Regions from separate parts of the Homo sapiens genome. Here region 1 is linked to region 2. A link is a loop called in an ENCODE intact Hi-C map of the cell type or tissue named here. Cell type or tissue: Caco-2. All regions are shown on one strand. Links, peaks and the distances in the headings refer to the core of each region. The heading gives the core; the rest is flanking DNA. Region 1 has its middle 29 kb from the start of EIF2S2. Region 2 has its middle 27 kb from the start of ASIP.

The links. A loop is a pair of places that touch in the nucleus more often than their neighbours do. Peaks named below come from ENCODE experiments on the same cell type or tissue, not always from the same donor. Only the 100,000 strongest peaks of a DNase experiment are listed, where the experiment ranks them.
Region 1: a loop joins it to region 2, with 8 times the contacts of the local background. A loop is called at or near these places in 1 of 110 quality-filtered maps.

The regions. Positions count from the first base shown.
Region 1 is chr20:34,133,847-34,149,572 of GRCh38, forward strand. No RefSeq gene overlaps it. Among named protein-coding and RNA genes, the nearest start is that of EIF2S2, 29 kb to the left of the region's middle. RefSeq lists an enhancer at 9,563-10,063. In Caco-2, for the core only: a CTCF peak has its summit at 9,065 (motif pointing right); a DNase peak (open chromatin) is centred at 10,269.
Region 2 is chr20:34,206,296-34,222,021 of GRCh38, forward strand. It overlaps a transcript of ASIP not described here and the pseudogene XPOTP1. Among named protein-coding and RNA genes, the nearest start is that of ASIP, 27 kb to the right of the region's middle. In Caco-2, for the core only: no CTCF peak of the experiment used is centred there; a DNase peak (open chromatin) is centred at 9,906; H3K4me3 peaks cover 1,037 bases.

The DNA of each region.
Region 1 (15,726 bases), core at 6,161-11,160, 73 kb before region 2:
ACCTACTGGGCCTATGTGCCTTTCCCACCCTTAATTCGGGCAGTCACATGGATGGATAATCCTATTGAAGTATATGTTAATAATAGTGCATGGGTACCTGGCCCCATAGAGGATCGTTGCCCTGCCCAACTCGAGGAAGAAGGAATGATGATGAATATTTCAATTGAGTATCGTTATACTCCTATTTGCCTAGGGAGGGCACAAGGATGCTTAATGCCTGAAACCCAAAATTGGTTGGTAGAAGTACCTACTGTCAGTACCACCAGTAGATTTACTTATCACATGGTGAGTGGAATGTCACTCAGGCCACAGGTAAATTATTTACAGGACCCTTCTTATTAAAGATCATTATAATCTAAGTCTAAGGGGAAGCCTTGGCCCAAGGAAATTCCCAAAGGATCAAAAAGCCCAGAAGTTTTAGTTTGGGAAGAATGTGTGGCTGATAGTGCGGTGATACTACAAAACAATGAATTCAGAACTATTATAGATTGGGCATCTCGAGGTCAATTCTACCGCAGTTGCACAGGACAAACTCAATCTTGTTCCAGTGCACATGTGAGTCCGGCTGTGAACAGTGACTTCAGAGAAGGTTTAGATAAAAATAAGTACAAAAGGTTAGAATCTCCCTACCCTTGGGAATGGGCAGAAAAAGGAATCTCTGCTACAAGACCAAAGATAATAAGTCCTGTCATTGGTCCTGAACATCTAGAATTATGGAGGCTTATGTGGCCTCGCACCACATTGGAATTTGGTCTGGAAATCAAGTTATAGGAACAAAAGACCGTAAGCCATCTTATACTATTGACCTAAATTCCAGTCTGACAATTCCTTTGCAAAGTTGTGTAAAACCCCCTTATATGCTAATTGTAGGAAACATAGTTATTAAACCAGATTCCCAAACTATAACCTATGAAAATTGTAGATTGTTTACTAGCATTGATTCGACTTTTAATTGGCAGCACCGTATTCTACTAGTGAGAGCAAGAGAGGGCGTGTGGATTCCTGTGTCCATGGACCGACCGTGGGAGGCTTCGCCATCTGTCCATATTTTGACTGAAGTATTAAAAGGAGTTCTAAATAGATTCAAAAGATTCATTTTTACTTTGATGCAGTGATTATGGGATTAATTGCAGTCACAGCTACGGCTGCTGCGGCAGAAGTTGCATTGCACTCTTCTGTTCAGACAGTACGCTTTGTTAACAATTGGCAAAAAAATTCTATGAGATTGTGGAATTCACAATCTGGTATTGATCAAAAATTGTCGAACCCAATTAATGATCTTAGACAAACTGTCATTTGGATGGGAGATAAGCTCATGAGCTTGGAAATCGTTTTCAGTTACACTGTGACTGGAATACATCAGATTTTTGTATTACACCCCGAGCCTATAATGAGTCTGAGCATCACTGGGACATGGTTAGACGCCATCTACAGGGAAGAGAAGATAATCTTACTTTAGACATTTCAAAATTAAAAGAGCAAATTTTCAAAGTATCAAAAGCCCATTTACATTTCGTACCAGGAACTTAGGCAATCGCAGGAGCTGCTGATGGCTTCACAAATCTTAACCCTGTCACTTGGGTTAAAACCCTCAGAAGTTCCACTATTGTAAATTTCATATTAATCCTTGTGTGCCTATTCTGTCTGTTGTTAGTCTACAGGTGTAACCAGCAGCTCCGAAGAGACAGTAACCATCAAGAACAGGCCATAATGAAGATGGCGGTTTTGTCAAAAGAAAAGGGGGAAGTGTGAGGAAAAGAAAAAGAGATCAGATTGTTACTGTGTCTATCTAGGAAAAGGAAGACAAAAGAAACTCCATTTTGATCTGTACTAAGAAAAATTGTTCTGCTTTGAGATGCTGTTAATCTGTAACTCTTGTCCCAACCCTGTGCTCGCAAAAACATGTGCTGTATTGACTCAAGGTTTAAGGGAGGGCTGTGCAGGATGTGCTTTGTTAAAAATGTGTTTGCAGGCAGTATATTGGTGAAAGTCATCGCCATTCTCCATTCTCTGTTAACCAGGGACACAATGCACTGTGGAAGTCTGCAGGGACCCCTGCCCAAGAAAGCCTGGGTATTGTCCAGGTTTCCCCCGACTGAGACAGCCTGAGATATGGCCTCATGGGAAGGGAAAGAACTTACAGCCCCCCAGCCCTACACCCGTAAAGGGTCTGTGCTAAGGAGGATTAGTGAAAGAGGAAGGCCTCTATGCGGTTGAGATAAGAGCGTGGCATCTGTCTCCTGCACGTCCCTGGGATTGGATGTCTCAGCATAAAACCGACCATATATTCTATTCTGAGACAGGAGAAAACCACCTTATGGCTGGAGGTGAGACATCATGGCGGCAATACTGCTCTGTTACTCTTTACTGCACTGAGTTGTTTATGTAAGCTTAAACATAAATCTAGCGATTGTGCACATCCAGGCACAGCACCTTTTCTTAAACTTATTTATGACAGAGTCTTTGCTCACATGTTCCTCTGCTGACCCTCTCCCCACCTTCACCCTATAGCCCCGCCACACTCCCCTCGCAGAGATAGTAAAGATAGTGATCAATAAATATGGAGGGAACCAGAGACCAGTGCCAGTGCAGGTCCTCACTTGCTGAGTGCCGGTCCCCTGGGCCCACTTTTCTTCCTCTATACTTTGTCTCCGTGTCTTATTTCTTTTCTCAGTCGCTCGTCTCCATCTTGCGAGAAATACCCACAGGTGTGGAGGGGCAGCCTCCCTTCAAAAATGCATTAAAGACTTAAATGTACTCCAAACTGTAGAACTACTAGAAGAAAACATGGGGAAACACTCTAGGATATGGGTCTAGGCAAAGACTTTATGACTAAGACCTCAAAAGCACAGGCTACAAAAACAAAAATAGACAAATGGGACTATTTTAAACTAAAAAGTTTCTGCACAGCAAAGGAAACAACAGAATGAAGAAACAACCTGTTGAATGGTACAAAATATTTGCAAACCATTCATCTAACAAGGGATTAATATCCAGAATATACATGGAACTCAAACAACTCAACAGCAAAAACAATTCCATTTTTAAAAGCGGGCAAAGGATCTGAACAGACATTTCTCAAAAGAAGACGTACAAAGGCCATCAAGTATATGAAAAAATGCTCAATATTACTAATCATCATAGAAATGCAAATCAAGGCCAGGCTTGGTGGCTCATGCCTGTAATCCCAGCACTTTGGGAGGCCAAGATGGGCCTGAGGTCAGGAGTTCAAGACCAGCCTGGCCAACATAGTGAAACCCCGTCTCTATTAAAAACACAAAATTAGCCAGCGTGGTGGTACACGCCTATACTCCCAGCTACTCAGGAGGCTGAGGCAGGAAAGTCGCTTGAACCCAGGAAGCAGAGGTTGCAGTGAGCTGAGATCGTGCCATTGTACTCATTGTACTCCAGCCTGGGCAACAAGAGAGAAACTCTGTCTAAAAAAAAAAGAGGGGGGGGAATCAAAACCACTATGAGATATTGTCTCACCCCAGTTAGAATGGCTACTATGAAAAAGATTAAAAAAAAAAAAAAAAAAAAACAGTTGCTGGTCAGGATGCAGAGAAGAGGAAACTTACACACCGTTGGTGGGAATGTAAATTAGTACAGCCATTATGGAAAACAGTATGGAGATTTCTCAAAAAAACTAAAAGTAGAACTACCATGCGAGGTAGCAGTCTCACTACTGAGTATTTATCCAAAGGAAAGGACATCAGTATATCAAGGGATAGCTCCACCCATATGTTTATTGCAGCACTATTCACAATAGCAAAGATATTGAATCAACTTTGTGTCCATCAGTGGATGACTGAGAAAGAAAATGTGATATATATACATAATGGAATATTATGTGGCAGTAAAAAAGACTGAAAGCTGGGCATGTTGGCTCATGCCTGTAATCCCAGCACTTTAGGAGATCAAGGTGGGAGGACTGTTTGAGGCCAGGAGTTCGAGACCAGCCTGGGCAACACAGTGAGACCACGTCTCTACAAAAAATAAAATAAAAAATTAGCTGAGCATGGCAGCTTGTGCCTTTAGTCCCAGCTACTCAGGAGACAGAGTCAGGAGGACCACTTGAGCCTAGAATTTCAAGGCTGCCGTGTGCCATGACTGCACCACTGCACTCCAGCCTGGGCAACAGAGCAACAGCCCGTTCAAAAAAAAGGTGGGGAGACAGGGCGCAGTGGCTCACGCCTGTAATCCCGGCACTTTGGGAGGCCGAGGTGGGCGGATCACGAGGTCAGGAGATCGAGACCATCTTGGCTAACATGGTGAAACCCCGTCTCTACTAAAAATACAAAAAATTAGCCGGGCATGGTGGCGGGCACCTGTAGTCCCAGCTACTTGGGAGGCTGAGGCAGGAGAATGGCATGGGAACCAGGGAGGCGGAGCTTGCAGGAGCCGAGATCGCGCCACTGCACTCCAGCCTGGGCAACAGAGTGAGACTCCGTCTCAAAAAAAAAAAAAAAAAAATGCAGGGTGCGAAGAATGAATTAGGCTGGGCATGGTGGCTCATGCCTGCAATCCCAGCACTTTGGCAGGCCAAGGTGGGTGGATCACTTGAGCTCAGGAGTTCGAGACCAGCCTGGGCAACATGGCAAAACCCCATCTCTACAAAAAAATTCAAAAATTAGCTGGGCATGGTGGAGTGCCTGTAGTCCAAGCTACTTGGAAGGCTGAAATGGGAGGATCGCTTGAGCCTGGGAGGTCAAGGCTGCAGTGAGCTATGATCACGCCACTGCACTCCAGCCTGGGTGACAGAGTGAGACCCTGTCTCAAAAATAAATAAATAAATAAATAAATTATGTAATTTGTAGCAACATGGATGGAATTGGAGGTCATTATGTTAAGTGAAATAAGCTAGACACAGAAAGGCGAATATGACATATTCTCACTCATGTGGGAGCCTAAAAAAAGTTGATCTCATGAAAGTAGAGAGTAAAATGTTAGTTACCAGAGGCTAAAAGGGGTGTGGGTGTGTGAGTGGGGAGGAAGAGAGTTTGGTTAATAGGTACAAACATACAGTTAGATAGAAAGAATATGTTCTGATTTTTAATAGCAGAGTAAAGTGACTATAGTTAAACAACAGTATATTATGTATTCCAAAATAGCTAGAAGAGACAACTTGAAATGTTCTGAACACACAGAAATGATAAATGCTGAAGATGATGGATATCCTAAATAGCCTGAATTGGTCATTATACATTCTATGTACGTAAAAAACTATCATATGTACTCCATAAATATGTACCAATATTATGTATCAATAAAAAAGAAAGACAAAGGGAATAGGTTTTAGGAAGTGGGATCAACCTAGGAAGGAAGCAGAAGGAAGTCCCAAGAGGACAGCTGTATGCAGACTTAGAGAGACTGGAGAAAGAAGTGCTCTAGGGGTTGTTTCCAGTGAACCTGATAGAGTATCTGACATGTTTGACTATGTTGAAAATAATGTAGGCATTTTTACATTTATGTTGGAAATTCTGGAAGAATTAGTGATAATGACAGAAAATTTGGCAAACAAAAACTGAGGCAATTGTTAATTCCAAGAAAAACCAAAAATCGTGTAAGAAAGGAAATGTAGCTGGGCACGGTGGCATGCACCTGTAACCCCAGCTGCTCAGGAGGCTGAGGTAGGAGGATCACTTGAGTTCAGGAGTTCCAGACCAGCCTGAATGAGAGAGATCCCATTGAAAGAAAAAGAGAGAAAGAGGAGAGAAAAAGAGAGAAAGAAAGAGGGGGAGAGAGAGAGAAAGAGAGAGAAAGGAAATGTGATCATAATATGTCTAATTGATCCAGAAGTAAACCACATTAGTATAGGAGAGTCATAATAAGGTTAACATGAAATATTGATTTAATAAAATATATTGTGATATAACAGTATTGGGAAAGATAGAAAATAAAAGGTGTAAATTATCATATTTCCTGTAAGATACTGATATTGTCTGGATATTTGTCCCTGGCCAAATCTTACATTGAATTGTAATCCCCAGTGCTGGAGGTGGGGCCTGGTGGGAGGTGTTTGGGTCATGGGGTTGGATCTCTCATGGTTTGGTGCTGTCTTCACAATAGCACAACATCCGGTCATTTAAAAATGTGTGGCGCCGGCTGGCCGTGGTGGCTCATGCCTGTAATCCCAGCACTTTAGGAGACCGAGGTGGGCGGATCATGAGGTCAAGAGTTCGAGACCAGCCTGACCAACATGGTGAAACCCGTCTCTACTAAAAATATAAAAATTAGCTGGGTGTGGCAGCACGCACCTGTAATCTCAGCTACTGGGGAGGCTGAGGCAGGAGAATTGCTTGAACCCAGGAGGTGGACGTTGCAGTGAGCCGAGATTGCGCCACTGCACTCCAGCCTGGGTGACAGAGTGAGACTCCGTCTCAGGAAGAAAAAAAAAAAAAAAAACATTGTGTGGTAACTTCTGTCTCTCTCCCCTCCTTTTGCCACGTGATGTGCCTGCTATTACAATTGTTAGTTTTCTGCCTTTGTGATGTGGCTAATAATATCAAACGTGTGTTGAAGTCCCCTACTATTATTGTGTGTCTAAGTTTTTTCTTAGGTCTAGAAGTAATTATTCTATAAAGTTGGCTGCTCCAATGTTGGGTGCATATATATTTAGAATAGTTAGGTCTTCTTGTTGAATTGAACCCTTCATCATTATGTGATGCCTTCTTTGTCTTTTTTTACTGTTGTTCATTTAAAGTCTATTCTATCTGATACAAGAATAGCGATCCTTATGCTTTTTTTGTTATTTCCATTCGGACGATAGATCTTTCTCTGTCTCTTTACTTTGAGCCTATAGGTGTCATTATATGTGAGATGGATCTCTTAAAGACAGAAGAAATGGATGGATCTTGTTTTTTTTAATCCAACTTGCCAGTTTATATCTTTTTTTTTTTTTTTTTTTTTTTCTGAGACAGAGCTTCGCTCTTGTTGCCCAGGCTGGAGTTCAATGGCACGATCTCAGCTCAGTGCAACCTCCGCCTCCCGGGTTCAAGTGATTTTCCTGCCTCAGCCTCCTGAGTAGCTGGGACTATAGGTGCGTGCCACCACACCTTGCTAATTTTTGTATTTTTAGTAGAGACGGGGTTTCACCATGTTAGCCAGGATGGTCTCGATCTCCTGACCTCATAATCCGCCCACATTGGCCTCCCAAAGTGCTGGGATTACAGGTATCAGCCACTGCACCTGGCTGCCACTCTATGTCTTTTAAGTGGAGTGCTTAGACCATTTACTTCAAGGTTAATATTGATATGTTAAGTTTTGTTGCCATTGTAGTGTTGTTATCTAATTGCTTTATAATCTTGATTGTGTAATTGCTTTACAGAGTCTGTGGGCTATGTGCTTTTGTGGTAGCAAGCATCATTCTTTAGTTTCTGCAGTTAGAACTCCCTTAAGCATCTCTTGTAGGACTGGTCTCGTGGTGACAAATTCTCATAGCAATTATTTGTCTGGGAAAGACCTTATTTCTCCTTCATTTATGAAGAGGATTGCTTGAGGCCAGGAGTTCAAAACTAGTCTGGGCAACAAAGCGAGACCCTGTCTCTACAAAGAGTTAAAAAAGATTAGCCAGGCATTGTGGCATGCACCTGTCATCCCAGCAACTAAGGAAGCTGACGTAGGAGGATCACTTGAGCCTAGGAGTTTGAGGCTGCAGTGAGCTATGATTGCACAACTGTATTCTAGCCTGGGCAACAGAGCAAGATCCTGTCTCTACCTGAAAAAAAAAAAAATCCTAAAAATGGGCCCCCAGTCTCTTTTTGTTTGTAAGTCTTTGCTGAGAAATTCATTTTTAGTCTAATATGATGCTTTTCTCTAGTTGCCTTTAAGATTTTTTCTTTCACATTAACCCTGGATACTCTGATGACTATGGACCTTGAGGATGGTCATCTTGCATACTATCTCACAGGAATTCTCTAGATTTCTTGTATCTGCATATTGAACTCTCTAGCCAGATTGGGAAAATTTTCCTGAATTATATCCTTGAATATATTTTTCAAGTTGCTTACTTGTGCTTCTCTCTCAGAAATTCCAGTAAGTCATAAATTTGGTCACTTTATATAATCCCATATTTATTGATGGCTTTGTTCATTTTTTTTTAAATTTTTTTATCTTTATTTTTGTCTGACTGGGTTGATTCAAAGGACCAGTCTTTGAGCTCTGAAATTCTTTCTTCTACTTAGTATAGTGTGTTGTTAAGGCTTCTAGCTATATTTTGAAATTCTGTTAGTGAATTTTTAATTCGAGAAATTGCTTCATTCATTCTTAATACAGCTGTGTTATCTTTCAAATCTTTGATAGTTCTTCTGACTTCCCTGTGTTGGATTTCAACTTTCTCTTTGATCTTATTGAGTTTCTTTGCCATTCATATTCTAAATTCTATATCTGTTAGGATCCATTGCTTGAGACACAATGGGGTCCTTTGGCTAAACACTTTGGCTTTTTGTTTTCCTGGAGTTCTTGCCCTGGTTCCTTCTCATCTGAAGGAACTGACACTTCCTTTTTTTGAATTTGCTATCATTTGGATGGGGCTTCTTGATTATTATTATTATTTATTATTATTTTTTTGAGACAGAGTTTTGCTCTTTCACCCAGGTTGGAATGAAGTGGTGTGATCTCGGCTCACTGCAACCTCTGCCCCCCTCCCCCACCCCCCCAGTTCAAGCAATTCTCCTGCCTCAGCCTCCCGAGTAGCTGGGATTACAGGCACCTGCCACCATGCCCGGTTAATTTTTGTATTTTTAGTAGAGATGGGGCTTCGCCATGTTGGTCAGGCTGGTCTCAAACTCCTGACCTCAGGTGATCCACCTGCCTCGACCTCCCAAAGTGCTAGGATGGATTACAGGCATGAGCCACTGCACCTGGTGGCTTCTTGATTTTTTATTCTTTTTTTCCCTTGTTGGCATGACTGTGGTGTATGTTGTCTATGATTGATTGGCTTTATTTCTGGGTGTTTTCAGGGTGCCAAGGTTCTGTACAGGTTCCTTGGTTGTAGATAAGTTCATGCAGTGGCTTTCTGAAACATTATTTGTTGTAGTGATGCATGCACTTTTGTTCAGTGGTATAATTCAGTTGCCGTCCAGTAGATGGTGTTTAAGAGTAAGAGCCATCAGGGAGGTGTGCGGGTGGAAGCAATGGAGAGTCAATCACAAAAAGCACTTTCCTTCAGGGTATTCACCTTCAGTGAAGGTGAAGCTGCCGGAGAAGCCCAAGAAGTGGTTTCTGTAAGCCCATGCTCCCCAGCCCTGTTGGGAACAGCCACTGTCAAGTCCACAACAGTGCACTGAGGACAAGGGTAAGGGGAGAGAGATGACCTTCTCTCTATGTCTATTTATGGGCTTTGGTGGTACTGCCTTCAGCAACTGGTGCTGAGCTTGCATTTCCTGTGACCCAAGGGGGGCTTTGGCAGGCCATGTTCCCCCTCCCATAGGGATGGACTGCACCAAGGGTTAGATCTCCAGGGGCGTAGGGTCTGCCCCTCTCTTCTGCTTCTTGGAGCTGGTGGGACACTATACCCCAACTGACCAAGGGAGCAGGTTAGGGCACTAAGCAATGACACATGCAGACTGGTTCCAGGTCACAAAGCTGTCCCTAGCTGCAAGTCTCACCACTGGTGAGAAACTTCAGCTTCAGCAACTCTCCTCTCACTCCAGTCCTATGATGGGAGACAGCCTAATTCAGTGTTTATGGCTGGGGCACTCTTCACACTCAGTGACCAATTCTGGCTGTGGGCCCTTCCCCCATTCCAGAGCAAGCACTCTAATCTCTAGCGTGAGACTAAAATGCCTGCTGTGGCTGCCACTGCCAGGTTGCCAAACAATGTCTGGCTTTGTATGAGCCTGGATTAAAAATGGCATCCTCTAATCCCAGCACTTTGGGAGGCCGAGGCGGGCGGATCACGAGGTCAGGAGATCGAGACCATCCTGGCTAACACGGTGAAACCCCGTCTCTACTAAAAAAAAAATACAAAAAATTAGCCGGGCGTGGTGGCGGGCCCCTGTAGTTCCAGCTACTCGGGAGGCTGAGGCAGGAGAATGGCGTGAACCCAGGAGGCGGAGCTTGCAGTGAGCCGAGATAGTGCCACTGCACTCCAGCCTGGGCAACAGAGCGAGACTCCGTCTCAAAAAATAAAAATAAAAATAAAAATGGCATCCTCCTCTTGGCCCCAGATCTGGGAAACTGTCTGCACTTTTCCCAGTATCTTTCCCTTTCTCTGTCTCCCAGGGCTTGGGAGAAACGAGTGTTTTTCCGTGGCCTGGGTTGCACAGATCCGTAGAGGAAAGGTGAGTCATAGAGGGAGACCGACTGCCCCTGTCATATACTGGAGCTTCACTCACATTTATCAGCCAAACACCACCACGGAGGCTGCTTGTCCACCTTCTCCTCCCCAGGGTCTGGGTTATTGTTTACCATTTCAGTGAATTCCTGTCTTCCTTCTTGAATTAAAGCTCTCATAGTTGGTCTTTATGTGCTGTTTTGTTGTTTCCAAGTGGCTAATGCATGCTGAAAGCTTTTAATCTGCCATCTTGAAGAAAAAAGCACCTAGTATTTTTAAATAGAAATTTATATTTTCTGGTTACGAAGGAAATAATGGCTAAAAAAAAAATGAAACATTCCAGAAACAAAAAATGAAAGTCCTCCACAATTTTTATTATGCATGTTTAATAAAAGACCATGAACTCTGCAGAGGAAAAAGGAGAACTTTATTTTCTAAAACCAATCTGCTGGCCAGGCGCTGTGGCTCACACCTGTAATCCCAGCACTGGGAGGCCAAGGCAGGTAGATCACCTGAGGTCGGGAGTTCGAGACCAGCCTGGCCAATATGGTGAAACCCCATCACTACTAAAAGTATAAAACTTAGCCAGGCCTGGTGGCACACACCTGTAATCCCAGCTTTCATGCGCGTCCGTGTGAAGAGACCACCAAACAGGCTTTGTGTGAGCAACATGGCTGTTTATTTCACCTGGGTGCAGGCGGGCTGAGTCCGAAAAGAGAGTCAGCAAAGGGAGATAGGGGTGAGGCCGTTTTATAGCATTTGGGAAGGTAATGGAAAATTACAGTCAAAGGGGGTTTTTCTCTGGTGGGCAGGGGTGGATCTCACAAAGTACATTCTCAAGGGTGGGGAGAATTACAAAGAACCTTCTTAAGGGTGGGGGAGATTACAAAGTACATTGATCAGTTAGGGTGGGGCAGGAACAAATCACAATGGTGGAATGTCATCAGTTAAGGCTGTTTTTACTTCTTTTGTGGATCTTCAGTTACTTTAGGCCATCTGGATATATACGTGCAAGTCACAGGGGATGCGATGGCCTGGCCTGGGCTCAGAGGCCTGACACCAGCTACTCGGGAGCCTGAGGCAGGAGAATCGCTTGAACCCGGGAGGCGGAGGTTGCAGTGAGCTGAGATCACGCCATTGCACTCCAGCCTGGGCAACAGAGCGGGACTCAGTCTCCAATCAATCAATCAATCTATCAAAGCAATCTGCAGACTAAGGAGATGTAGCCTTCCATGCAAACTGAAAATGTGCTCTGAAGTTTTGGGGTGGGTGAAGAGTTAGAGATTATATACACAAAACCTGCATGGTAGGTGAGGGTAATCAGGAGAATGAGGAACAGAGTCTTGATTGGATGGCCTTTAAGCCCAAAATCACCAGTCTCTCTTAATAGGCTTGTTTCAGGTGGTTAGTTGGTTGGCACCAGGTGGTCTCTTGGGGGTCAGTTGGGAAATTCCCAGCTATAGTTGTTTCCAGGCATTGTTCTTTGACTTGGTTGCAGAAAACCAGGTTTTGCGGTGCTTTCTAAGGTCACAGAGAACATGAGCACTCCCTTGCCCTGCCATGGCCTCTTGGGTCTGCTTTTACTTTTGAACCACAAGGAGTCCATCTTGTCTGTTAACTGGGGGCATAATTCAACATTTCCTCCTTTTAGTTGAAACCTGTTGTAGGCAGCACTGATGACCAACTTATGCTATGTCCCTTATTGTTGCTAGGGTGGGTCCATCTAGTCCCTCAGTGGGACTCACGTGGCTGAGAGACTTATGGCCAGTTTAAACAATTTGGACCAAGCAGGGTGAGAAGGACAAGCAGGCACCTGTTAGATCCTTATCAGTGTCTCTTATTGACGTTTGGTAGTACTGGTTAAGTCTATGGATAAGATCTGGAAGCAGGCTGAGTGTGGTGGCTCATGCCCGTAATCCTAGCACTTTGGGAGACTGAGGCTGGAGGATCACTTGAGCCTAGGAGTTTGAAACCAGCCTGGGCAGTATAGTGAGTCCCATCTCTGAAAAACAAAAACAAAAACCTAGACGTGTCATGTGATCAAAATCTGGGTTAGAGAACTGGTAAAACATTTGTTAATGCAGACAAGAATAACTATAAAGAGGAGCTAGGTACTTAGGCCTATTATAAGAAGGATTTAAGACAATGTGAGCCAGGTACAGTGCTTCACGCCTGTAATCCCAGCACTTTGGTAGGCCAAAGTAGGGGGATCGCTTGAGCTCAGGAGTTCGAGACCAGCCTAAGCAACATAGTGAGACCTCATCTCTACTAAAATTTTTTTTAAAAATTAGCTGGCTATAGTGGTGCACACCTGTAGTCCCAGCCACTCAGGGGACTGAGGCAGGATGATTGTATGAGCCCAGGAGGTCAAGACTGCAGTGAGAGTGAGTCCTGATCATGCCATGAAACCCTGTTTCAAAAAAAAAGACAATAACTGTGGACTACAAAAACTTAGGGTAGCCATAATTAAAGATGCAATTGGCAAAGAAATTTGGTTATTTGTGTGGCATAAAACAATTTAATATAATAACCATAATTATGACTGTGATAATATATACTAAGACATGTCAGAATTTAGAAATATGATATGATTTGGAAACACATTAATATTAACATATATAATGTGTTATTAATATTAATTTAATATTAATAATACATTTATATAAATACAACTCAAAGTTAAACACCATTTTAAAATGTGACAATGCTTCCTGTGTGATTTTAGCATACCAAATAAGCCTAATATGTCTTTCTCAGACCTTAGGGGTTCCTGTTATGTCTACGTCTGGGTAAAAAATAATTGATTTTAAAATTTGAGCCAGGCGCGGTGGCTCATGCCTGTAATCCCAGCACTTTAGGAGGCCGAGGCGGGCGGATCACGAGGTCAGGAGTTCAGGACCAGCCTGGCCAACATGGTGAAACCCTGTCTTTTAAAAAAAAAATACAAAAACTAGCTGGGCGCAGTGGTGCGTGCCTGTAGTCCCAGCTACTCGGGAGGCTGAGGCAGGAGAATCGCTTGAACCCAGGAGCAGAGGTTGCAGTGAGCCGAGATTGCGCCACTGCACTCCAGCCTGGGCCACAGAGTGAGACTCCATCGCCAAAAAATAAAAATTAAAAAAAAAATTGAAATTTAATTTTGAGTAGCTTGTCAAATATCAAAGGTTTAAAACGCTTGATCAAAATGAGGCCACAGGTCACTATGAAATGAAACCAAAGTGACAAAAGATCTTAAAGGCACAAAGCACAGAAATTGATGAAACACAAAATGGAATCTCTATTTCCTAGGCCAGTTACTAGGAAGGTAAAGAAAAACGTTTTACAATTTTTGTTTTGCTTTGTTTTGTTTTTAATTGAGACAGTCTCACTCTGTCACCCAGGCTGGAGTGCAGTAGCATGATCTCGGCTCACTGCAAGCTTCACCTCCTGGGTTCATGACATTCTCCTGCCTCAGCCTCCCAAGTAGCTGGGACTACAGGCACCCACCACCACGCCTGGCTAATTTTTTGTATTTTTTTTTAGTAGAGATGGCGTTTCACAGTGTTAGCCAGGATGGTCTCAATCTCCTGACCTCGTGATCCGCCTGCCTCGGCCTCCCAAAGTGCTGGGATTACAGGCATGAGCCACCGCGCCTGGCCCTACAATTTTTCTTAAAGAGCAAATCAATGTTCAAGAACGCCCTGTTGCTTCAAATAGGGACCCCAACTCTGGCCTTGTGTCAGTGTGCTTTTGAATTAGTGTTCAATTTTTACTAAAATTTACAAATAATTTTCTTTTAATTTTAGCTAACTTGATCACACACAAAATTTCTTTCATCAGACTAATCTTTCCCAAACCATTTACAACTTGTCTAAACCTTCAGTTTTGTACATTTCTTTTGTGGGGTGGGAGTATTCTAGCTTAGGGCAAAAATTTACTTTCTTTCTTCTTCATCATTTTGACCACACACGGTATTTTGTCATGTGAAAGAAAAAATTACTCTATCTCTTTTTAAAATTTTTATTTGTTTATTTTTCTTTTTGGGATGGAGTCTTGCTCTGTTGCCCAGGCTGGAGTGCAGTGGCACAACCTTGCTCACTGCAACCTCCACCTCCTGGGTTCAAGCGAGTCTCTTGCTTCAGCCTCTCGAGTAGCTGGGATTACAGGCACGCACCACCACACGCAGCTAATTTTTCTATTTTTAGTAGAGATGGGTTTCACCATGTTGCCCAGGCTGGTCTCAAACTCCTGACCTCAGGTGACCCACCCACCTCGGCTTTCCAAAGTGCTGGGATTATAGGCGTGAGGCACTGCACCCAGCCTCTTTTTAACTTTTTTTAAAATAAGAAACACATCCTTCTTTCTTTATATGCTGTCTATATAGAATTGTTTCTTTTATATCTAGCAGTTTTCATTACATATATTAACTATAATTTTAACTCTTAGTAACCCTAATTTCTGGTGAAAAACCTGGGAAGTAAGTAATTTTGAACTGTTGTATACTAGTATTTGTAGATGAAAAACATTTTGTAATTTTTAGCCTTAAATTTTTGTTTATTAACATCTAAATATATTAGTTATTTCCATACCATATAAAAGTCAAAGTATATAAACTTAAACTTATGTTTAATAATTAATGTTTCAGTATTTTAACTTACCTAGAAATGACTCAGATGTTTTATGATTATGTATTACTTAATTTAACAGAGCATGACTTTGAGATTTTAAATTATGGAAAAGAATTTTGAAACTATGATACGGATACCTTTTCTAATGTCTTTTCCAGTTATCCTGGGTTGCAAGTACCCAGGATAAAAATATAAATAAATAAAAAAGAAAGAAAGATTGGAGTGGCTAGTAGTGCTAGTAGTGATGGTGGCATTTTATAATTTTCTTTTTTTTTTTTTTTTTTTTTTTTTGAGACGGAGTCTCGCTCTGTCGCCCAGGCTGGAGTGCGGTGGCGCGATCTTGGCTCAGTGCAACCTCCACCTCCCAGGTTCAAGAAATTCTCCTGCCTCAGCCTCCCGAGTAGCTGGAATTACAGACGCCCACCACCATGCCCAGCTAATTTTTATACTTTTTTTTAGTAGAGACGGGGTTTTGCCACGTTGGCCAGGCTGGTCTCGAACTCCTGACCTTGTGAACCGCCTGCCTTGGCCTCCCAAAGTGCTGGGATTACAGGTGTGAGCCACTGTGCCTGGCCACATTTTATAATTTTTAAGAGCTTATGTTTGGCAGGGCTTTTTCTGTGAATTTTGTGTGATCTGGGTTGGGGCTATGTCTTTCCAGAGAGATTGAGTATTTGCTCTTGTCAAATACCTCAACGTAGGACTAATTTTTTACTTTAATTTTTTGGCTTGAAGGTTCTAAAAACATGTGGTTAGTGTAAATATGATCCTCAAATCCACCTGAGGGTGGGCCTATGGTTATACATTCTTAAGGAAGCCTTTTTAAAAATTTTTTATGCAGAACAA
Region 2 (15,726 bases), core at 6,962-11,961:
TCGAATTGTATTTTTGTATTCATTAACCAACCCTACTTTATATCTTCCTCCCTACTACCCTTCCCACCTTCTCAAAAACACCATTCCATTCACTACCTTTCTGATATCGATTTTTTTAACTCCACGTGAGTAAGAATATGTGACATTTATCTTTCTGTGTTTGCCTTATCTAACTTAATGATGACCTCCAGTTCCATCTATATTGTTGCAAATGACAGAATTTCATTCTTTTTTATGGCAGAATAATATTCCACTGTATACATATACCACTTTTTTGTTTTTGTTTTTGTTTTTGTTTTTTGAGACAAAGTCTCGCTCTGTCACCTAGGCTGGAGTGCAGTGGTGCAATCTTGGCTCACTGCAATCTCCGCCTCCTGGGTTCAAGCAATTCTTTTGCCTCAGCCTCAAGAGTAGCTGGGACTACAGGTGCAAGCCACCACGCCTGGCTAATTTTTGTATCTTTAGTAAAGACAGGATTTCACTACATTGGCCAGGCTGGTCTCAAACTTCTCCTGACCTCGTGATCCACCTGCCTCGACCTCACAAAGTGCTGGGATTAGCCACCATGCCTGGCCCATATACCACGTTTTTTAAATCCATTCATTTGTTGATGGACAGTTAGGTTGATTTCATATCTTCGTTATTGTGAATAGGGCTGCAATAAACATGGGAGTGCAGATATTTTTTTGATACACTGAATTCCTTTCTTTTGGAAATATACCTATCAGTGAGATTGCTGGATCATATGGTAGTTCTATTTTTAGTTTTTTGAGGAATCTCTATATTGTTTTCCATAGTGACTGTATTAATTTATATTCCCGTTAACAGAATACAAGCATCCCCCTTTCTCTGCATCCTTACCAGCATTTGTTATTTTTTTAAATTTCTTTTCCTTCTTCCCAAACATTACTGCTGATATTTTCTATCTTTTCTGATAATAGCCATTTTAACTGGAGATGAGATGAAATCTCACTGTGGTTTTGATTTGTATTTCCCTGATGATTAGTGATATTGACTATTTACTCATATGCCTGTTGGCCCTTTGTATGCCTTCTTTTGAGAAATGCCTGTTCATTTTTAAATTGGATTTTTTTAAACCAGTGAGTTGAGTTCCTTACATATTCTGGTTATTAATCCCTTGTCAGTTGACTAGTGTGTATTAATATTTTCCCATTCTGTAGGTTATCTCTTCACTTTATGGATTGTTTCCTTTGCTGTGCAGGTTTTTGCCTTGATATTATCGCATTTGTCCATTTTTGCTTTGGTTGCTTGTGCTTTTGAGGTCTTACTCAAGAAATCTTTGCCAGGACCAACATCCTCAAGCATTTCCACAATGTTTTCTTCTAGTGGTTTCATAGTTTCAGTTCTTACACTTAAGTCTTTAATCCATTTTGATTTGATTTTTGTATATGGTGAGAAATGGGGGTATAGTTTAATTCTTCTTCATATGGATATCCAGTTTTTCCAGCACCATTTATTTATTTATTTATTTATTTATTTATTTATTTATTTGAGATGGAGTCTCACTCTGTTGCCCAGGCTGGAGTGCAGTGGCACGATCTGGGCTCACTGCAAGCTCCGCCTTCCAGGTTCATGCCATTCTCCTGCCTCAGCCTCCTGAGTAGCTGGGACTACAGGCGCCCACCACCACGCCTGGCTGATTTTTTGTATTTTTAGTAGAGACCGGGTTTCACCATGGTCTCGCTCTCCTGACCTCGTGATCCACCCGCCTCGGCTTTCCAAAGTGCTGAGATTACAGGTGTGAGCCACCACACCCGGCCTCCAGCACCATTTATTAAAGAGTTGACTGTAAATGTATAGATTTGTTTCCGGGTTTTCTATTCTGTTCCATTGGTCTATGTATCTGTTTTTATGCTAGTGCCATGCTGTTTGGGTTACTATAGCTTTGTAGTATAACTTGAAATCAGGTATGTGATGCCTACGGCTTTTTTCTGTTTGATCAGGATAGCTTTGGCTATTCTGGGTCTTTTGCTGTTCCATATAAATTTTAGGACTTTTAAAAATATTTTTGTGAAGAATGTCATTGGTATTTTTTTGTTTGTTTTCTTTTGTTTTTGAGACACAGTCTCCCTCTGTCACCCAGGCTGGAGTGCAGTGGTGTGATCACGGCACACTGAAGCCTCTACCTCCTGGGCCCAATTAATCCTTCTGCCTCAGCCTCCTGAGTAGCTGGGATTACAGGTGTGCACCACTACTCCTGGTTAATTTTTTTATTTTTTGAAGAGACAGGGTCTTACTGTGTGCCTCGGTTGACTCAAACTCCTGGGCTCAAGTGATCCTCCCACCTTGGCCTCTCAAAGTGCTAGGATTATACACATGAGCGATACACAGCACCTGGCCTTCACTGGTGTGTAGATAAGGACTGCATTGAATCTGTAAATCACTTTAAGTAGTATGGACATTTTAACAATATTGATTCTTCCAATCTATGAACATGAGATGGCTTTCCATTTTTTGGTGACCTCTTCAATTTCTTGAATCAATGTTTTATAGTTTTCATTGTAGAGATCTTTCACTTCTTTGGTCGTTTATGCCTAAGTATTTTTTTCTGTAGCTATCGTAAATGAGACTGCTTTGTGTTCTTTCTCAAATTGTTCACAGTTGAAATATAGAAATTCTATAATACTAATTTTTGTATGTTGATTGTGTATCCTGCTACTTAATTTGTTTATCAGTTCCAATAGGGTTTTGGTGGAGTCTTTAGCTTTTCTAAACATAAGATCATAGTGTCTGCAACCAAGGACAGTTTGGACAGTTTCCTTTCCAATTTGGATGCCCTTTGTTTCTTTCTTTTGTATAGTTGCTCTGGCTAGGACTTGTAGTACTGATGATAGCAGTGGTCCATCTGGAGCAGCTGCTGCCATCACTCCAGCTGCACATTGCACAGAGCTGGTGGGAGCCGGCAACAAGTGGGAGCCCTACCCCTTCCAAGTTGGTGGGGTGGGAGCTCTCTGGGTGCAGCTACAGCTGCCCAAGTCATGGCTGCAGACTCAGGCCTCCCACTCCACGGAGCAGGCAGGAGGCCTACCCTCACGGGTGCAGCTACAGCTGCCCAAGTTGTGGCTACTGACCTGGGCCTTCCTGTGCTCTTGGGTGGTCCAGGAGCAGGCAGGAACCCCACCCTCCTGGATGCAGCTACAGCCACCCAAGTCACAGCTGCAGAGCCAGGCATCTCTGCACTCTTGGCAGCCTGGGAAGACCCCCCTGTACCCCCAACCAGGCTCAGAGAAGTCTGCTCCCACTGCCTGGCCTCTCCCTGCTCCCAGCACCCACTCCAATCTTGGAGTAAGGTTGGGGCTGGGCCCAGGCACTGTCACAACCCAGCCGTGTGTGCATACACTTGGGGCAGTGTTGACATGACAGTCCCCTGCTGCCTTGGGCCCCTCTGGATTTGGGGCACCAACGAGAATGGGAGGGAAGCTAAGGAGGGGCCGAGGGCAGCTTGGCATTGGCCTGCAGGTGTCCCTTGGCATGATAACCTGGGTGCGATGGACAGCAGTGGGAGGCAGACAGGCTCCTGGGTAGAAGGGAGGGCCTGAAGGCTGGGAGTCTGGCTGCCAGTCCCACAGACCAGAGTGGGAAATAGTGGTGCCTTTTCCCAGCCCACCCATGGCTGCCCATGGACCAATCAGTGTGCACTTCCTCCCTTTTGAGGCCCATAAGAGCCCCCAATTCAGCCAGAGCTGAGCAGATTTTGGGACAACCTGCTACAGAGAGGAGCTGCCCACTCCAGGGCCTCCTCTGAGCTATTTTGTCACTCAGTAAAGCTTCTCTTCACCTTGCTCACCCTCCATTTGTCTGCACACCTCATTCTTCCTGGACGCAGGACAAGAACTCGGGACCTACCAAATGGTGGGACTAAAAGAGGTGTAACACAAACAGGGCTGAAACGTCCCTTGCTCACCACGTTGAGGGTGAAGAGAAGGATAGAAGAGCTGTGGCCCTTTGGGGAGCCCAGACCTGGGAGTTCCCTGAGCCAGGGCTATGACTCCGTCTTTGGGGCCCTGTGACTCCTGGAGTCTCCAAGCTTCTGGGAGCCACCACATTCCCCAGTGGCAGGTGTGGAAGCTGCTTGCAGTGTGTCTGGTCCAGTTGCAGCCTCACAGAGAGTCAGCACCCACGTCAGCACCTGGAGCTGCCTGCCCCACAGCAGCTGACATGCTTGACTGTGCGCAGTGGCCAGACCCCCATGCTTGCTCACTCACACACCTGCTGCCACTCCATGCCTGGCTTGCCTTTGGCAGGCATGGGATCCAGGCCAGTAGTGTGGACCAAGCACAACCTGCCAGGCTGAGTGGGCAGAATAAGACCAGCGGGCCTGAGCAAAACTCAGGCAAAGGTGCCACCAGCCACAGAGGTTTCCAGCCAGAAAAGTGACACCCCGAGGATCCTGCAACAGTACTAGGTTGAATAAAAGTGGTGAAAGCAGTCATCCTTGTCTTGTTCCAGATGTTAGATGAAAGGCTTTCAGTTTTTCCCCATTTAGCATGCTGTTAGCTGTGGGGACCTTATTCATTTTATGATGAACCACAGTGACTGATTTTTTTGAATGATAACTTAATCTTGTATTCCTGGAATAAACCCTATTTGGTCATGGAGTATTAGTCCTTTTATATATTTCTAGTTTGGGTACGCTAATATTTTGGTTAAGATTTTTACATGTATATTATTTTTAAAATTTGATATGTAATTTTTCTCTTGTAGTGTTCTCTCTCTTTTTTAAAGAGACAGGTCTTGCTCTGTCATCCAGGCTGGAGTACAGTAGCTTAGTGGCTTGATTATAGCTCACTGCAACCTTGAACTCCTGAACTTAAGCAATCCTGCTGCCTCTGCCTCCCAGGTACCTAGGACTGCAGGAGCATGCCACCATGCCTGGCTCGATTTTTATTTAATGTTTTATAGAGACAGGTTCTCACTGTTGTTGCCCAGGCTGATCTCAAACTCCTGATCTTAAATGATCCTCCCAGTTTGGCCTTCCTCAAATGATCCTCCCACTTCGGCCTCCCAAAGTGCCAGAATTATAGGCATGAGCCACCGTGCCCGGCCTCATTGCCATATATTTTAATTTTATATATACTTTAAATTCTACAAAATGTTGTTGTTATTGTTGTCAGTGCTGTTGTTTTATACAATTGGCATTTGTTAAGATTTACCCACTGTTGTTAACTTAATGTTGTTCTATATTTCTTCTTTCAGTTTTGTGCTTCCATTGAGATTACTTTCTTTCTGCCTGAAAAATACCATTTAGAATGTCTTTTAATATGGGTCTACGGGTGACAAATTTTTCTCAGGTATTATTTGTCTGAAATTGTCTTTATTTCCACCTTCATTTACGAAAAAATGTTTTTGCTGAATGTAGAATCCCAACTTAGTTATTTTCTTTCATTTTGAAGATATCATTCCATTGTTTTCTGAGTTATGTTGTTTCCTTTGAGAAATTAGCAGTCAGTCTTACTTTTTGATCTTTTGCAAGTAAACTGACTTTTTTCTTGTGCTACTCCTAAGATTTTTCTCTGGGTCGTTAGCTTTTTATAGATGTACAGTCACATGCCTAGGTGTACATTTATCCTGCTTGGGCTTTGTGGCATTTCTTGAATCTGTAACCAGATAAAGATATCAAGTATATAAAGCTTTGGTACATTCTCAGTAATTATCTTCTCAAATATTGCTTGTGTCCCATTTTCTCTCTCTTATCCTTCTAAGATTATAACTGCTTACTATGTCCTATATGATTTTACATTCTTTTCTGTATTTTTCATCATTTTGTAACTCCATGTTTTAGTCTGTGTATTTTCTTCTGAATTTTCTTTCATTTCACCAATTCTGCTTTAAGCTGAGTCTAATTTATTATTAAACTCACCTAATAGATTACTCTTTAAACTTTTATTTGTAAATAATTTCATAACGTAAAGAAAAGTTACAAGACTAGTAAGAAAAATTGCAACAACTCCCATACACCCAATCTCTGATTGTTAATACTTTGTCTCATTTGCTTTATTATTTTGTGCCTGTGTGTTCACTCTCTTTCTTCAAATGTGCACACACATTCATGCACACACACATTTTTTACACATAAAATTTGAGAGTAAATTTCATACATATACATTATGACCCTTTTCTACTAAATATTTCATTGTGAATTTCCAAAGAATAAGAATATTTTCTTAAGTAACCATGGTACAGTTATCACTCCTATAAACTTATTTAGTATATTTTAATATTGATGCAATACATTATCTACTGTCTATTTTACAATTTTAACAATTGACCCAATAATGTCTTATATAGTATTTATTTTCCTTCAGTACAATCTCCTTTAATCTGGAGCAGTTCCTCAGCCATTCTTTGTCTTTTATGACATTGACATTTTTGAGGAAAAAAAATTCTTCTTTTGTGTGATAGAATTATTTTAATTTTGAGTTTATCTGATGTTTTCCCACCTGCCCTTGTTAATTTTGATCACTCCATTGAGATATTTCCATTCTTTACCCTTATAACTAATAAGCAATCTGTAGGGGAAATACTTTAAGAATGTGCATATATCTTGCATCTATTGATGATTCTTACTTGAATCAATTCTTACTATGATGGTTGCAAAATTAAGATTTTCCAACTCCAGCACTGCTTTTGAGTGACTGTAGGACTTACCAGTCAGCACTTGACATACTACTATAAGCAAGAAGCCTCCTAGAATGTTTATCCCTCCAAAAGTCACTTTAAACTTAGTTGCCATTGTAACAGTATCAACAGGTGAGACTTCTAAGAGGTGATTAGGCCATGAGGACTCCACGCTTGTGAATAGACCTAATGCTGCTATCATTATTGCAAGGGTGGGTTCACCCTTCTTGCTCCTTCTCCTCCATCCTTTCTTTATCCTTCTGCCATGTGATGCCTTCTACCATGTTATGACACAGCAAAAAAGGCCCTCACCAGATGCCAGCCCTTCTATCTTGGACTTGCCAGCCTCCAGAACTGTGAACCAATAACTTTCTTTGCATTATAAATTACCCAGTCTGTGGTATGCTTTTATAGCAGCACAAAACAGTCTAAGACAGAAAGTTAATGCCAGAGAGTGGAGTGTTGCTATAACCAACACCTGAAAAATGTGAAAGTGGCTTTGGAATTGAGTCATAGGTAGAGACTGAGACAGTTTTGAAGTGAACACTGAAAAAGTCTGTCTCTAAAGCAGCAGACTGGTCATTTTCTTCTGCGGGCCAGAGTAGCACTTCAAAAATTGCATGAAGCAGGGGCATGAACATCTGTTGTAAAAACGGGGATACTTGTACCTTGAATTTGGCCGTAATCTGGTTGATAAGAGGAATGAACTCCTGGAGGTCTTTTGCTTCACAATCTTTGAGTATATGTTCTGAAGCAGATGGGATGAACGGAAAAACTTCTTCCTCCAGGCAAATAATCATTCGATGAAGGAAAGTACAGACTCCACTTCTGAGAATACCCTTTTGTAAGGGACAACTGAGGGCCAGCAAGAATGTCTGTAAACAGTCCAGATAAACTTCGGAACAGCCACACTGTTTCACAGTCTGCTTGTTGCTGAAAGCTTTACTAGTTCGACTTGCAAATCCAACAGCATGGTTGAGACAGTCTGCTAGAGAGGCTTGCCTTTCTTCATCTTGTGCCAGCATCAAATTTTCTAACAGAATTTTAAACTTCTCCATTAGTGGAGTCAACAGATTCCTCATTAAGGCTTCTTTCCTTTCTGCCGGGTATTCATTATTAACAATCATCACTCCAACTGTCTCATAAATAAAATTTGATCATCGCTGCTCAGGAAGGACTGGTGGCCATTCTCAGGTGGAGAAAGCTTTAATAAATCTTGTATTCTATTCAAAATATCCTCAATGAAAGGATTCATTTGCTTATTGAGAGATTTGACAAATCTAGAAAACAGGTAAGCCATCTTGCTCTGAACTTTTGCACTGGAATGACGCAGACCTCTGTGATCTAAGAAAGCCATTAGTACACATGGAACGTGCTGAGGTTCAACTGTGAAAAACTTTTCATATCTAACAACAGTTTCGAAGAACTCCAACGTCACAGATGTATGCTGATAGGAACTGACTCCTGATGTTACCAGAGTTCGCATCATACCCTGCAAAGCACTAGCTTTTGAAACATCACCTGAGAAGTGAGCACCATGAGATAGATACTGGAAGAGCTTCTGCCAACATATACAGCAATCTTATTGCTACTTCAACTTCCATGAACCGTGTAGTCTGCCAATTCTGCAGTGTAGAACTAAAAACTCTGCGAACAGAGGCCAGTAGTAACTCTCGTGAAACTTGAGCAAGCCTGTCCAACACTAACTTCAGTTGTTTTCTATATTCTACAAACATGGCTTTATCTTGACCCTCATTTTCAAAGTTATATTCTTCATCATAAGTCAATTTTTTCATAACGGCCAACATGATTGCCTCCACATTAGCTTTTTGCTGATCCGAGAGCACTGTAAGCTGTTTCAAAATATGAAGATAATCATAACAAAATCCAATATTAGAAGAAATATCATCATCCTCATGAATTAGTAGCTGCAACATCAGTGCCACTTTTGTTTCAATAGCTTGTAGTGCCTCTTGAGCATTCTTAATATTCCCATTCTTAGTTAATTTACTCCAACTAACTATCCATGACTGTCCCATTCCGTTTACCGGCTTAGAAAATCTGGCCAACATCTTCTTCCTGGTCAATGCTGAAAAGAAGTCAACATCTTCTTCCTGGTCAATGCTGAAAAAGCCAGCAGACTGTAATACTTGACACAAAGATTCTACTAGTTTCATTTTATCAACAGGGTCCATTCCTTTATTTACAACTTCAAATAAACAGTCACATGCTTCTTCCCGTAGAACTTCTATTGACATATGACCTAGCAGCATATTTATAAACCTATCATTGGCTAAAAGGGATAAGTCAATCCAAGAGACATAAGCCCCAACTACTTCAAGGCACTGACACATCACTTCAGAATTAGTATACTGATAATTTTGTGATATTTGGTACCATGATTCCACCAGATTTGGAATGCACTGTTCCCTCATGGTATCTTTTATGAGAGTATTCCTGTGAGCCTCCTCTGATGTATGCACCACATCACGATCCACCAACTCTGAGTTGATAGCCATGAGGATTCGCAGGTACAGATCTACTCCCCTTGGATTTAGGTCCACTACTGAGAGAATGTCAAAAAAAAAACTTGGGCCACTTAGTGAGATATTCTGCAACAAAAAGCAAGGCGAGGACTTGGGCGGCTTTATTTGGTATAAAGGTCTTCTCTGGTTGGGGATTCAGCATCTGAGCTTGCAGCCATGATATGAGCGTCTCCCTAATTAGTTGTTGTTGAACAGTGGTTAGTTCTGAATATTTGTATTTAACTTGATGTTCCAGTACTTGAAAGCAGAAAAACTTTACATGATCATCACTATATGTCCTCTGGGCTAGAGCTTCTGCACACACCTGCCAGGCATCTGGGGAAATCTTTAACTGCTCAAAATAGGCCAGGGCCCTTAGTCTAAAGTCTGAATCAGCATTTGGATTTAGCCCTAATAGAGCCTGTTTATCCATCCTTGCTGCTATACTTGGAGTTTTCTGGTTATAATAGGCTTGCCCTCTGATCCCACAGAAGAATTTATAAACATCTTCCCTATCACTCCAGCCCGCCTCCCAGCCTGAACTCCATGGTCAGCCAGCGGAACGGAGCCGAGCGGCGCAGCTCGCAGAGAGCTGGGACAGCGGCCCTCGTCCTTGTCGCCGTAGTCCTCTGCCACGACCGCAGCGCCAACGCCAGAGACGGAGTTGGCCGGGACTGCACGCCTCTCGTCGCTCCGCGTCCCCTGGCACCTTCTCTTGAGTGGCAGGCAAGCAAGCAAGCAAGCGGGCGGGGTCAGCGCCCCAAGAAGGGAAAGAGCGCGAGGGCCAGCTAACGCCGCCGCCGCCGTCGCCGCTGAGTCAGCGCGAAGCGCCCTCTCCGAGTAGGTGCCGCGCGGGCGGGCGCTGGCGCCAGCAGTCTCATGGAGAGTGCGGGCGGCAGCCCGCGGGCTGGGGCCGTCTCCTGTCTATTTCTTATTTATTCCTTTCAAAATGGCGTCTTATGATAAGCAAAAAAATAAATTTTCTTGAAGTCCAATATTTTATTTTTACTTTTATGGTTAGTACATTTTATGTTCTACCTATGAAATTTCCGTTTACTCCATAGTCACAAAGATATACTTCTAGAAGTTTTATGGTTCTAGTTTTTAATGTAGGTCTATGATCCATCTTGAATTAATTTTTTGTATGGAATGCCATAGGGGTTAGAGCTGTCTTTCCATAGAGATACCCAGTTTTTTTCACACATCTGTTAAACAGGCATTCCTTTGCCTCACTGAATTGATCTGATGCCTTGGTTGATAATCAGTTGACTATATATGTATAGATCTATTTTTGGACTTGATCCTGTTCCATTCATCTGTATCTGTCTACTCTAGCTTTGTGGCAAATCTTGAACTTGTGAGTATAAATATTCTAAATTTGTTCTTTTTTCAATATTGTTTTGATTATTCTAGGTCCTTTGCATTTCCATATAAATTTTAGAACCATGTTGTCAATTTCTTCAAAAAAGCCTGTGGAGCTCTGGAGACGATTTGAGGTTCTATATGATGTTATCTCTCTCCAGAAGGGTTTACTTTTGTTTCTGTCAAGCGAATAGGCTAGAGGCTGAAACTTTCATCTAGTAAGTGTCTGAGGAAGTCAAAGCTGGGCTTTAATCCTTGTGAGAGCTGATCTCTTTCCAATTTGCCCTTATCCCTAGAGTGGAGCCCTTCATGGTCCCAGCTGAAAGCCTGGAGAGGCTGCGCGCGGTGGCTCACGCCTGTAATCCCAACACTTTGAGAGGCCAAGGCAGGTGGATCACTTGAGCGCAGGAATTCAAGACCAGCCTGGGCAACATGGCAAAACCCCATCTCTACAAAAAGTACAAAAATTAACCGGGCGTGGTGGTGGGTGCCTGTAGTCCCAGTTACTCCGGAGGCTGACGCAGGAGAATCGCTTGAACCTGGGAGGCGCAGGTTGCAGTGAGCCGACATCTCGCCACTGCACTCCAGCCTGGGGGACAGAATGAGACTCCAACTCAAAAAAAGAAAAAAAGAAAAAGAAAGCCTGGGGATATTTACCAGGACCCTTCCTCCTTTTCAGGTACCTTACTACAATTTATGTCTCATCAGCCCTGGCTGGGAATCTACTGAAAGCTTATTTATGTATTTATTTATTTATTGAGACGGAGTCTCGCTTTGTTGCCCAGGCTGGAGTGCAGTGGCGCGATCTCGGCTCACTGCAACCTCCGCCTCTTGGGTTCACGCCATTCTCCTGCCTCAGCCTCACGAGTAGCTGGGACTGCAGGCGCCCACCACCACGCCCGGCTAATTTTTTTGTACTTTTAGTAGAGACGGGGTTTCACCGTGTTAGCCAGGATGGTCTCAATCTCCTGACCTCGTGATCCGCCCGCCTCGGCCTCCCAAAGTACTGGGATTAACAGGCGTGAGCCACCGCGCCCAGCCCGCTGAAAGCTCTTTTCAGCCTCTCAGCGCTGCTTTTGCTTTTGGAATCAGCAATTGTCTTCAGAGTAAAGTGTCTCCAAATACCAGTCTCACCTTACTTGGCTTCTCTTTTTCTCCAGATCTTGGACTAGCAAATTCTCACTGCTTTTGTAGCTCTTCCATAGCTCCAAATTGCTGTTTTTAAAAAGTGCTAATTTGTTCAGCATTTGTAATTGTTCTCAGCAAGATGTTTGAAAAAGACCAACTAGTCAGCCTTTGCCAGAAATGGAACTCTATGACACACATTTTTAGAAATATAAGTTCATTAAGATTAACTTTGTTTTGGAAGATACGTTCAGACTTTATTAATGATTTTGGAGACAATTGGGAAATTGCGAGCATGGAGGTTTGGCTTCAGCATTATGAGGGTAAAAAACTCCCACAAATCCTCAGATTGGAATGACAGAGCCCACAAGCAGGATATGATATTTGGAGCTGTTCACTAAGGCTATTTGGTGTGCCTTGTACACCTACCACTTCTTCACCACTCCCTTCTAAAAAGGAGAGATTGGGAAAAATATAGCCTTGTTCATTACTTTTATCCAGTCCCACTGAGGCAAAGTGGCATCACCCATTTATCATTTTTTATTACTGAGCAATAGCAGCATGCAGGTCTTATAGCTGGATACTTCTGGGGAGCACTCCTCCTATTTGCTTTTAGATATCTGCTCACCCACCCTAGCTTAATCCCAGGAATTTTTCACAGTGCTGTCATTTAACAGGGGGAATCAGGCTGGTGGAGATGGCAGTAGCAAGGGAAAAGGAGCATGTGTCCTTTTCAGCAATTTTTTTTTTTTTGAGACCAGGCTGGAGTGCAGTGGCACGATGTCTGCTCACTGCAAGCTCCACCCCCTGGGTTCATGCCATTCTCCTGCCTCAGCCTCCTGGGTAGCTGGGACTGCAGGCGCCCGCCACCACGCCCAGCTAATTTTTTTGTATTTTTAGTAGAGACGGGGTTTCACCATGTTAGCCAGGATGGTCTCGATCTCCTGACCTCGTGATCCTCCCACCTCGGCCTCCCAAAATGCTGGAATCACAGGTGTGAGCCACCACGCCTGGCCCCTTTTCAGCAATTTTAACGTAACCCTCTGAAGTTTCTCAAACTAAATGTGAGAATAGCTGGAAACCTATGGCTCTTGTATACAGATGTACACTATAGGCAGTTGTATAGACTTCCAAACACATACACATTACATGTTCAAATGTATATAAATATAGACTCAAAGCTCCTAGGGAACAGGTAGTATAAGAAAAGGAAGCCTAACCTTAGGCTAAACTAGATAATGTCATGTAATACACTAGACTAGACACTATATGGAAAGAGGTGATCCAAGTGATCCTCTTGAGGAAGGAGAGAATCAAGGAGTAAAAACTAACTTTTGTGGATGCTTGTTATGTGCCAAGTGTGGTGCTTAAACACCTTTTCTATCTTTACACATTCAATCATCATAATGATCCTGCAGAATAGGTATTGTTATCCCCATTTTTAATTTAATCTCCCAAAAGGCCACACCCAAGACCAGGAGCTAGTGTATTTGCAAAGCCAAGATTCAAATCTAATTCTGCCTGGCTCCAAAACTTATTCTCTGAAAGTAGGAAAGAGAGGCAGAAGTTCTTATTTAAACAATTAGACTCTGCAATAGAGTTTCCAAGCAAAATATAATTAATAAATTTGTTTACTCTTTCTCTCTCATAGTGGTCAACAGCATTAATCTCAGTGAATAACACTGTATAAGCACTTACTAGAATAAAAGTGCTCAGTTACTAGGTTTTGCTGGGCAAGTGTAAGGTTGCTTGTGGGTGGTGAGAGGAACAGAGCACAGAAATGTTAACATTCACAAACTTTCTGAACACCTGAGCACTGAGCTGGGAACCCAGAATATAAAGATAAAAAATACAAAACATGTGCTGGGAGCGGTGGCTCACGCCTGTAATCCCAGCACTTTGGGAGGCCGAGGCAGGCGGATCATGAGGTCAGGAGATTGAGACCATCCTGGCTAACACGGTGAAACCCCGTCTCTACTAAAAATACAAAAAAATTAGCTGGGCGTGGTGGTGGGTGCCTGTAGTCCCAGCTACTAGGGAGGCTGAGGCAGGAGAATGGCATGAACCCGGGAAGCGGAGCTTGCAGTGAGCCGAGATCGTGCCACTGCACTCCAGCCTGGGCGACAGAGCGAGACTCCATCTTAAAAAAAAAAAATGAACTTTATCTTCCAAAGTTTACAGTCTAGTTACTTCAGAGATGGTTTATGTGCCATCTACACGTGTAGAACTGACATACCCATAAAAGGAACAGATAATAAAAAGACTAGTAAGTCTGGACCTTCTCTCATGAAACTCAAAGTCTAAGGGGGAATCAGACTAATAAATGGGCATTTTCAATACAAGAGATTAAGTTAAAAGTAAGCACAGGGGCCGGGTGCAGTGGCTCACGCCTGTAATCCCAACACTTTGGGAGGCTGAGGCAGGCTGATCACTTGAACCCAGGAGTTCAAGACCAGCCTGGGCAACATGATGAAACCCTGTCTCTACAAAAATACAAAAATTAGCCGGGTGTGGTGCATGCACCTTTAGTCCCAGCTACTCAGGAGGCTGAGGTGGGAGGATCGCTTGAACCCAGGAGGCAGAGGTTGCAGTGTGCTGAGATCATGCCACTGCACTCCAGCCTGGATGACAGGGCGAGACCTTCTCTCAAAAAAAAAAAAAAGAAGTAAGCACAAGGTGTCATGAGACCATGGAGAGCAAGCATTTAACTCAACACGGGGAATCAGGGAAGCAGGAAGGAATGACTCCTGAACTGACATAGGGAGGCAGAATGAATTCATTTGACATGCTTAGCACGGAACACTGACAATATACGTGTTCTGAACAGAATAATACAGATTATATGGTACCATAGAAAGTCAATGACTCATGATTGATGTATTTCCTGAACAACTAAAGAGTGGTTGCTCTCAGACTATTAATCTTCCTTTCTCTTCCCTATGCTTTTGTCACTCCGAAAGCCCATTCTCTGTTGTGTGGATGTTTTTCTTCCTTTCTTCTTTCCTTCTTTTTTTTTTTTTTTTTTTTTTTCTTCAGTGAAGGAGGATGTCATAAGAGCTGGAGAAACTGAGGAGGTCTTCAAGCAGAATGTGGGACTTGAAGAATTTGTGGAATATAAAAAGAGGATGTTGAAAGGGAAACAAATGGCAGGGCCAGGCGCGATGGCTCACGCCTGTAATCCCAGCTTTTTGGGAGGCTGAGGCGGGTGGATCACGAGGTCAGGAGATCGAGACCATCCTGGCTAACACGGTGAAACCCCATCTCTACTAAAAATACAGAAAATTAGCCGGGTGTGGTGGCTGGTGCCTGTAGTCCCAGCTACTGGGGAGGCTGAGGCAGGAGAATGGCGTGAACCTGGGAGGCGGAGCTTAAGGTGAGCCGAGATCGCGCCACTGCACTCCAGCCTGGGCGACAGAGCGAGACTCTGTCTCAAAAAAAGAAAAAAAAAGAAAAAGAAAGGGAAACAAATGGCAAATGTTGACTCAGTCAGCTTGCATTTATTGGGCCCTACCCTGCCTCTTTTTATCATGTTCCAGGGACACTGAGATGAATCTGATCCATGGGTTGAAATCAGCAGGATACGTATGTGGGCAATAAATGGAAAGCATATGTAGCATAGTTAGAAGTAAAGTCTAATAAGCAAAATGGGATAGGTTATAAAGGGCCTGGAAAACAGACACATTTAGACTTGATGTGGATGATACCAGGAGTCCTTTTAGGTTTTTGAGCAGAAAGTAGGTGGAAAAGATTTTAGAAAAAGAAAACTGGAACCATACAGACTAAGAAGGTGTGTGTGAGCCTAATTCTGGCAGTGAAGGTCTCTAGGGCATAGCGGAAGGAATAGAAAGAAAAGAGCAAAGGACACTGTAATGAAGAGATTAGGCCAGCCACAGTGGCTCACACCTGTAATCCCAGCACTTTGGGAGGCCGAGGTGGGTGGATTGCTTGAGCTCAGGAGTTCAAGACCAGTCTGGGCAACATGGCAAAACCTTGTCCCTACAAATAATACAAAAATTAGCCAGGTGTGGTGGCATGTGCCTGTAGTCCCAGCCACTTGGGAGGCTGAAGTGGGAGG